2 separate regions of the Homo sapiens genome follow, and region 1 is linked to region 2. The links are chromatin contacts, found by Hi-C or POLR2A ChIA-PET in ENCODE. All regions are on one chromosome and are shown on one strand. Each heading gives the region's core, a stretch centred on a gene start or an enhancer-like site at or near the end of the contact. The rest is flanking DNA. Distances are from core to core; before and after follow the strand shown.

What was found. A loop is a pair of places that touch in the nucleus more often than their neighbours do. ChIA-PET counts read pairs that join two places held with the same protein, here RNA polymerase II (POLR2A). Pooled maps may share reads with other maps.
Region 1: a pooled map shows a loop between it and region 2 (4-fold over the local background). The contact joins two enhancer-like sites. A Hi-C loop is called at or near these places in 1 of 37 single-sample maps with no recorded cell type and 6 of 50 pooled maps. POLR2A ChIA-PET finds 5 or more read pairs at or near these places in 5 of 52 experiments (B cell, HEK293T, T-cell and 1 more).

The regions. Positions count from the first base shown.
Region 1 is chr1:8,646,501-8,651,493 of GRCh38, reverse strand. All of the region lies in intron 2 of RERE (arginine-glutamic acid dipeptide repeats), which reads left to right. Among named protein-coding and RNA genes, the nearest start is that of SNORD128, 150 kb to the right of the region's middle. Within about 2 kb of position 2,298, at least 2 of the 41 ENCODE cell types and tissues checked have a DNase peak (open chromatin) inside an H3K27ac peak, as active enhancers do.
Region 2 is chr1:8,523,895-8,528,459 of GRCh38, reverse strand. The region is part of intron 7 of RERE (arginine-glutamic acid dipeptide repeats); the gene reads left to right. Among named protein-coding and RNA genes, the nearest start is that of SNORD128, 31 kb to the right of the region's middle. RefSeq lists an enhancer at 3,050-3,099 and a silencer at 2,916-3,210. Within about 2 kb of position 3,124, at least 38 of the 41 ENCODE cell types and tissues checked have a DNase peak (open chromatin) inside an H3K27ac peak, as active enhancers do.

The DNA.
Region 1 (4,993 bases), core at 1,049-3,548, 120 kb before region 2:
GTGTGCTTAGTTGTATCTTAAAAGCTTAGGATCTGTGGAGAATGTTGTAAAGGATATCTTCAATGGATTACTAGCTTAAAAAAAAACAGAGAGTCTCACTCTGTCGCTCAGACTGGAGGGTAGTGGCGTGATCATAGTTAACCACATCCTCGAACTCCTGGGCTCAATTGCTTCTCCTGCCTCAGCCTCTTGAGTAGCTAGGACTACAGGTGTGCTTACACCTGGCCTATTAACAATTTTTTTGTAGAGATGGGGTCTTGCTATGTTATTCAGGCTGGTCTTGAACTCCTGGCCTCAAGTGATCCTCCTGCCTCCATCTCCCAAAGTCTTGGGGTTATAGGTATGAGCCACTGCATCTGGCCAAATTACTAGTTTTTAAATGGTAGATTTTTTTTTTTGAGACGTAGTCTCAGCCTGTTGCCCAGGCTTGATGCAGTTGTGAGATCTCAACTCACTGCAACCTCTGCCTCCTGGGTTCAAGCAATTCTCCTGCCTCAGCCTCCTGAGTAGCTGGGATTACAGGCACGTGGCACTACACCCAGCTAATTTATTTTTATTTATTTATTTATTTAATTTAATTTAATTTTTATTTTTTTTTGAGATGGAGTCTCACTCTGTCGCCAGGCTGGAGGGCAGTGGTGCGATCTCGGCTCACTGCAACCTCCGCCTCCTGGGTTCAAGCGATTCTCCTGCCTCAGCCTCATAAGTAGCTGGGATTACAGGCGCGTGCCACCATGCCCAGCTAATTTTTGTGTTTTTAGTAGAGACGGGGTTTCACCATGTTGGCTAGGATGGTCTCGATCTCCTGACTTTGTGATCTGCCCGCCCCGGCCTCCTAAAGTGCTGGGATTACAGGCGTGAGCCACTGCTCCTGGCCTAATTTTTGTATTTTTTGTAGAGACAGGGTTTTACCACATTGGCTAGGCTGGTCTCGAACTCCTGACCTCAGGTGATCCACCCACCTTGGCCTCCCAAAGTGCTGGGATTACAGACGTGAACCACCGCTTCCAAGTGAATAGATCTTTAATACTCATTTATTTCTATGGGATATAAAGCACAAATTAAGATTTTTCAAATATTTATTGCTTTCTACATCTCTGAATTGGTTTTACTACTCAGAATAAGTATAAATTATAGGGACCTCTCGAAATGTCACTGAGAATGAGCATAGCAGGGATACTTTGAGGATAAAGGTAGGCTTTCATATAATCATACTTTTCTGTCCCAAGCTATATTTAAATTGTTTAGTGTTTAGAAGCATGTGATCTTATGGAGAAATTAAATATTATTTAGAATTTATCACTACGGTTTAATCTCATGCGTTGTCACAACCAGGTCTTTTTCACCTTTGCTGCTAAACTCTGGGATTACCTTAATTTTGTCCTTAGGAGCTCAGCATAATAGATTTTGTTACTTACACTGCCCATGTTCCCGCCTGCCTCGGGGCCTTTGCACTTGCTCTTCTCGTCTCGGTAACACACTTAATTCTTATCTTTTCTTAAGCTCTGCCACCCCAGTGTCACTGCCTTTCTCCCAGGTTAGTCAAATACATTTCCTTAATAAATACTGTTATAGCCTTTTTTGTATCTTTTCTTCTAGCACTTAGAACAGTAATAATTTTATTAGGATTAATAAGTCTCCCTTCTCCAAAAAAACAGCAATTCTTATTTTCCCCCACTCATCATTGAATTCCTGCCATCTACTGACAATAGTGTACACATAGTGTGTATTCCATAATATATATACATTTTTTTTTTTTTTTTTGAGACGGAGTCTTGCCCTGTCATGCAGGCTGGAGTGCAGTGGTGCAATCTCAGCTCACTGCAACCTCCGCCTCCTGGGTTCAAGTGATTCTCCTGCCTCATCTTCGAGAGTAGCTGGGATTACAGGCGTGTGACACCACGCCCGGCTAATTTTTGTGTTTTTAGTAGAGTCAGGGTTTCACCATGTTGGCCAGGCTGGTCTCGAACTCCTGACCTCAAGTGATCTGCCCACCTCGGCCTCCCAAACTGCTGGGATTACAGGTGAGAGCCACCGCGCCCAGCCTGTATTCCATAATATTTGTTGAATAAAGAAATTTCTAGAAACATTAAAAAAAATTATTGACTCATTGATGATGTTAAAATTAGAATAAGACTTCTGGAAGTCTGTTTTGTATTACTTCCCAATGAATGATTTAACAGACTTGTTTAAAAATAAAACCAAAACAAAAACCTTGTGGGGCTCTATTGTATATTGTCCTTGAGTCAGATCTAACTTCTTTGTTGTCTGTCAGCCATTACTCCTGTTTTGAGATGACTGTCACGGTAACAAATTGATTTATTACACAGCTGTGTGCAGCCAGATTTTCCTTCTGGGCTTCTTTAGCATAGGATATTGATTTCTGGAGTTTGCTGTAGGTGGCATATTAATTTCTTTCTACTGTTTTCAGTTAGGTTCTAGGAAATTTGATTCCTTTATTTCTGGTGTAGGTAGAACTGGTTAAAAAACTAACTTCATATTATTGTGAGATTTTTTTTTTTATTTTGGCATATTGGTATTGCTTGCTATTTGGATAATGAAATGTATTTTTTTTTTCAAAAGTATGTATTAATTTTTTAACATTTTGTCATATTAACTGATAATTTTGTTTGATTGTCCTATTTACCCTATAGTCCTAGAATATGTGTTCCTTCTACTTTCATGAACATAGTGCAAAACATGTATTTATGTATATAAGTTTGTGGTTTGTGAAATCTTAGGTGATGCAAAATATTTGACCATTTTATTTGACAATTTTGAGGAAAAATGCCCTGGAAACTAGAATTGTTTACTTTGATCACTTAAGTGTTATTTTCTTTTGATGCAAATGGAATTTAAGCTGGAAAAAATTCAAACTAGGCAAAATGAAACCTGAGGATCTAGTTTGAATAAAAATGGAATATACGTTATTTCTAAAACCTATTTAAAGTAAATGACTATAGGTCAGGTGCAGTGGCTCACGTCTGTAATTCCAGAACTTTGGGAGGTGGAGGTAGGTAGGTAGATTGAGCCCAGGAGTTCAAGACCAGCTTGGGCAACATGGCGAAACCTTGTCTCTACTCAAAATACAAAAGTTAGCCGGGCTTGGTGGTGTGCTCCTGTAGTCCCAGCTACTTGGGAGGCTGAGGTGGGAGGATCCCTTAAGCATGGAAGGTTGAGGCTGCAGTGAGCAGTGATTGCACCACTGCACTGCAGCCTGGGTTACAGAGTGAGACCCCATCGCAAAAACAGGTAAATGATTTCAACATGAAACATGATGTTGAGTGGACACAGAAGAGCATAATACTGTATAATTCCTTTTATAGAAAATTTTAAAACAGCCACAACTAATCTTTGGTGTTTGAAGTCAGGAGAGAGATTGCCCTATGGGTACAGGGAACAGAACATTAAGGGGACCCCCAGGTTCTGGCCATGTTACGTTTTATGGTACTGGTTACATGGACTTGTTCTGTGAAAATTTACTGCATTTTGCACTTCTCTGTATATGTATTACACTTCAGTAAAAGTTTGCCTTAAAAGAAAAAGTAAAGATAACATGCAACTATTTTCTAAATGGAAAATTTCCATTCAATCAAGTTACTGTTTAAAGTGGGGAGGGAGTCCCCGATATTTTAACAAATGGTCCTAACATTTAGCTACTGCGTCTTCACTGAGGTCTGTGGAGGCTGCAAGTGGTGTCACATCCTTAGTTCTCTGAATCATCGAAAGCTTCTGTAAGGCAATTAATTACTCAGACAAACATTTCCTTCCCAAAATAAAACAAAACCAAGATGTGGTATTTGGTGTTCCAGGGGACACACACACACACACACACACACACACACACACACATACATATTTTAAATAGAAGCTCATTTGATCTGTAACTTTTTATCTACATCTCAATATTTAGAAGAATTTTAGGTATTAATAGATGTGACATGCAAATGAAGGTGTCTTCTTGAAACATTCATATTTTGTGGTGGGGTAGTTTTATTGATAATGGCAAGAATATTTTTGTGTAACATAGCATAAAGGCATCTTTAGGCAGAGCTTAATGTTTTTTTTCCGACATGTGACAAATTCAGTTGCACTTATTAGACCTATTATTAATCTGCTTAAAGCTTTTCAGTGTATTCCCTGTTCACCAGCAGGTTTGTTCCCAGAACCTGGCACTGTAGACCCTCTGTGACCTAGTTGCCTATCTGCACAATCATCTTTAATGTTATTTAATCAACGTTAATCTTATTTGGGAGGAAACACAATGTGGCTGTGTGTTAGTATGTTAGGGATGCTGTGGCTGTATAACAAATGGAGTGGCTTAAACAACAGAGGTATGTTGTCTTACAGTTCTGGAGGCCACACATCCAACAGCAAGGTGTTGGCAGGGTCGTGTTACCTCTTTTTCATTTCTTTTTGAGACAGGGTCGCCCAGGATGGTGTGCTATGGCATGATCATTGCTCACTGCAGCCTCAATCTCCTGAGTAGCAGGGACTATAGGCATGCATTACCATGCCTGGCTAATTGTATTTTTTGTAGAGACAAGGTTTTGCCATGTTGCCCAGGCTGATCTTGAACTCCTTGGCTCACACTATCCGCCCACCTTGGCCTCCCAAAGTGCTGGGATTTCAGGCATGAGCCACTCCACCCAGCCTCATGTTACCTCTGAAGGCACCAGGGAAGGATCTGTTTCAAGCCTCTGTCCTTGCTTACAGTAGTTTGCTGCTTTGTGGCAGCGTAGTGGTGATCTTTCATAGCATTCTCTTTGTGTACATATCTCTGTGTCTATCTACATTTTTCCTTTTTGTAAGGATGCCAGTCATATTGGATTAGGGCTCACCTTACTTAATGTTAACTAATCACACCTACAGTGTAATTATATTTTCATGTGTCCTTATTTTAGTTACATTGGCAATGATGACCCTGTTTTTTTTTTGTTTGTTTGTTTTTTTTTGAGTGGCGGGGAAGGGTCTCACTCTGTTGTCCAGACAA
Region 2 (4,565 bases), core at 1,875-4,374:
CATAACTATGGTATGATTATCAAAATCAGAAAAGGTAACATTAATACAATATGATATAGTCCAATATAGTTCATATTCAGATTTTGCCAGTTTTTTCAACAACGGCCTTCATAGTAATTTTCCCCATGATCATAAGCCTCATTTAATTGTTGTGTCTCTTTAATATCCCTTGTCTCTCTTTGTTTTCACAACATGTTTCCTCACCTTTTTTAAAGATTTTTTATGACATCGACCTTTTTGAAGAGTTAGAAGCCAGTTTTGTCAAGTGTTCTTCAGTTTGAGTTTGTCTGACGTTTCCCCACGATTAGATCTAGGTTATGTAATTTTGGCCAGCCATACTATATGAGTGATACTGTGCCCTTTCCACTGCTTCAGATAGAGTTCTTTGAGGTACAAAATAGGAGAGTTGGGTGGTTCCAATAAAGATGATTTAGGTAGTGTCCTTGTCCCTGAAGGACTTAGAATCTAATAAGAGAGGTGCAGTTCCCCAGAGAGGTACAGTGAGAGGATTCCGGGGGCTCCTGCATTTCTGAGCTGCTGCCAGGAAGGAAGTGTCTTCAGAGTGGAGCTGGCTGGCATGGTGGTAGTGTGGGTGACTTTTCCACGGGAGAGAGTGTGAAGGAGAGGAGATCTGGGGTGTGGCCGCTGGGGTACGCTGCCCCTGAGGGGTAACAAGAGAAAGGGCTGTCTGTCTTGGTGGCATGGCATGTGAAGCCAACTGTGAGATGCCAGCACCAGGAAAGACAATGAAGAGGATATCCACAAAGGCTGGCGCCACCATTGGAATCCATTATCACAGGGGAAGGCCATTGGATTTTGGTAACTCAGGGCATCTAATGAGACCAAAATTAGAATCCACATTTCTTAACTTGCTGTTACAGTAACCGTTTTTATAGTGTGCTCTATGTAACAGTTTCATGGGCTTTCAGAGACTGATGAATTTATTACATATTATTTTGTGTTGATTTCTTCAAGTAAACATTTTCCATATGAAAGGGTTAGATAGTTTGTTTTTTTTTAATATATACACTTTTGGGAGGAAATTCTTTGCTGCTCATATTCATATTATTTGGCTGCTAGGTTCTAATTCCATTGCTTTTGTGTTTAGAAAGTATTTTTCTCTAGACTGTTGGTAGTAACAGCAGTTTTGGGAATATGTTGTCTCACATACCAATAAGGGAAAATGTTCTTCCAGCCTGTAGATACTTGTTTCATGTGTTAGGTCAAAGGAAAACGTATTTAAGTGTACTTGGCATTTCTTGTATTTTCTAAATTACATTATCGGCAGGATAAGAGTTTATTGAATCATAGTTTCAGAATTTAGTTTATTTCATAGCATAAACGGGAGTGCTATGGAAATGGAATTGATTCTGCATTCACTGTAGGAATCTTGAGGACACTGTGTGTTCTTTTCAACAGGCTTTAATTTCCTGACATTCCATTACATTTCTGGGAAACAGAATTGGCACTGCCCTTTCCTGCCCTATCTTGTCCTTTATAATTTTGGCGAGGTTCATGGTCTTCCATTTCTTTTTCTTTTTGTAACTGATTAATAATCTATAGAATCACCTCTTAGTTTGTAAGTGGAAACTAAGCCTGCACATCCAAAGCTAGGATTTCTTATATGGATCTGCCTTAGTATTTTGAATCAGGACCTCAAATGAGATTTTTGGATGTTCATGTGTTTGTGGCACGATGTTGAATCTTGAACCTTCCTGTCTTTCTAATTGTTAGAATTAGATTCTTCAAGCTAGACTTGATTGGGCTAGTATTACTTTAGGAAATGTTTTAATTTATTATTTGGGGAATGTTTTATTTATTATTTTTAGTTTCTTATCTAAGGAAGATTAAGCTGTTTGCAGAAAATACAGTTTTCTTTAGCTACCCTGCTCACAATACCATCTACACTGTGTCTGTACCTGTGTGACAAGGCCAAGCACTCCATAACTTTACCCGGATTGTTTGGTCTTTTTCAAAATGTTTAGAGTTTCAAAAAGAAATTTGTGAAGTTGCTTCTCTTAAGTAGCTACTACTATGTTTTTAAATGTGTTGCAGTATTTCTATTAGTTGATCTTGTGTGTAGTCATTCATATCTGTCTTTTGATTCTATTTCTTGGTGATCTTGCTTTTTAAAATCACCATTTACCTTAAAAAAAAAAAAAAAAAGACAAAACTTGCTGTTGTGCTGACAGAGCAGAGAGCATTTAACTGACGCTCCTCCGTGGCTTGGCTTGCTGAGTTCCTGACAGAGCAGGGCATTTAACTGAAGCCTCTCCATGGCTGGGCTTGCTCAGTTCCCTGCTGTTGGCTGTCTTGGATCCCCTTTCTAAGGCCCCACTTCCCTGCACACTAGCTTGGTGTGCAGGGAGAAGCTGCAGAGTCTGTTGGCTGGGCTTTATTTACGGAAACAGCAGGGTTGAGATTGATTGCGTCGTGGAGAGACAGTGTGTGGATGAGGGAGGGTCACAGCACATGCTCAGTCCTGTCAGAGTGAGGGGAAGTTTCTGCGTTCTGCGTGAAGGCTTAGGTCATAGCACAAGCTCAGTGAAAGCTCTATGAGGTCTCTGAGACTGCATGTGCCTCCATTTTGAGTTGTTAGTGTAGAAAAGGGCAGAGTTTTAGCAGAAAGTAAAGGTTCAGGAATCCAGCTAGACTCACCAGAGCCCGTGTTAGTCATGGATGATCCATTCAGCCCCTGCAGGTAGGCTATCTTCCCCTGGCCTCACCGAAACAGTGATGGGTTTTGCTGCTCTTTCTCACTTCTGAAGGTGTTTATGAATCATTTCATCATTCATAGTGCATGTTCCTGAGAGCCTTTAATTCAGCCCTAGCTGGCCATGTAGGTGGTATTGTGAAGCGTAAAATCAGAACTAAGAATGGGGACTACCGGAGAGGCATTCAGCAGATATAGAATGTGAAGCTTTGCGGGTCCCTCTGTCCCTGTCCTCTTCCCCTTACCTCTTCGGCTCGTAGTATAATCTTAACCTCAGTCGTGCTGGGTGTGTGTTGCCAAGCTTGTTTGCCTTCAAGACCTGCAGAGCAAGCCTGCAGGCCGCCCCCTTGCCTTGTGGCTAGTATGGAATGCCTGGGCCGCAGAGCAGCTCTGTTTGGATGTTTTAGGAAGGATGGTAGGTGGGCTTCTATTGGTTGCTTTGAAGGTGGGTGGAACCTTGTTTTGATTGAGAGCCTGTTTGCCAGAGCAAATTATAATTTTTGTGATCTTTTTCTGAAGTCTGACATATTCAGGGAACAGTTGTGAATTATGATTGCAACAATAACACCTTAAAATTGATTTTTTTAAAAATGAAAGGTTATGTCACATCAGTTTTTACTTAGTCTCTTGCCTTCAAAAGGAAGCAGACTCATCTTCCTTTTAGAGCTTATGGAAAATTCTTTGGCAATTAAAAAAAGTATGCATTGACTTTTGTGTTAGAAATTGAAGTTTAGGTATTTTGTTTATTTTTGTATCTGTTTTAGAATCGGATAGCATTTTTTGCATATGTGTATGTTGTCATGTGACTTGGAATTCTATTCTCTTAAATGGAGTAAAAAGAGTAGTTGGTGCTGAGAAGGCAGTCATTGACAAGGCCTCATTTCGTACCCACTGCTTGATAGCCAGACACTAGTTTCTTCTACCCAGGGGAAGTTGTGCTTTTGGGGTGTCCTGTTGCAGAGCAGGTTCAGACAGATGGCTTTCACTGTGGTTTATTTAGGGAGCCAGTCAGAATAAGATTTAGGACAAATTGAATTCTTACCCAAGTAGATATTAAATGAAGTTTTTGAATTATACTGTTTGCTCCTTTTTGTTTCCACTCCTTTTTCTTCTGATAAAGGTTAGAAAAAATTTGAATGCCACCTAAATTTTGTGCATTTGTGAGGATGGAAGAAAGCATACAATATAGAAGAATGTGCAACTGAAAAACCCTCATAGGAAGGAGAAGAAATTTACTATGCATTGATACAAGGAGAAATTCCTTGTGTAAGCTCTTAGTGGTGTAGTGTGAATTTGGAGTGTTGCATGGTCAACTCTTTCCAGGGAGGCCCTTGATTTTAGTGGAAAGTTTTTAGGAAGGCTAATGTTGGTGAATTCTAGTCACTGAAAATATTACTGAAGTATAATCTGTATTCTTACAGATTCAATTTTGGGATTGCAACTAAGGAGATGAATTGTAGAAGGATAATTTAGGGTGTGCGTTTATTATTTTTGTGATCAATTTTTTTACCCATGTGAGGGCTTTCTTCCCATTGTGACCATATTTATTTGGGCATTGCACTGGGGAGTTTTGGGGAGGTACCCCATACCATATAATGTTGCTTCTGGAACTCGCCTTATTTTACTCTGTTTAAAAGCACCATTGCTCTTCCTTCCTGCTTCTTTTAATAAAAGTATCCCTTCAATAGACGAGAGGAACTGGACACTGCACCACTTTCTGTCATGCACTTGTGGGATCTGGGCAGGACTCACATTTCATGCTCAAGGAACAAACTCATTGTTTGAGTCAGGAGAATATTGCCTTTCTGTTCTAGATCTTTACCTCTTCTGAAACTTTCTTTACAGTTAACAA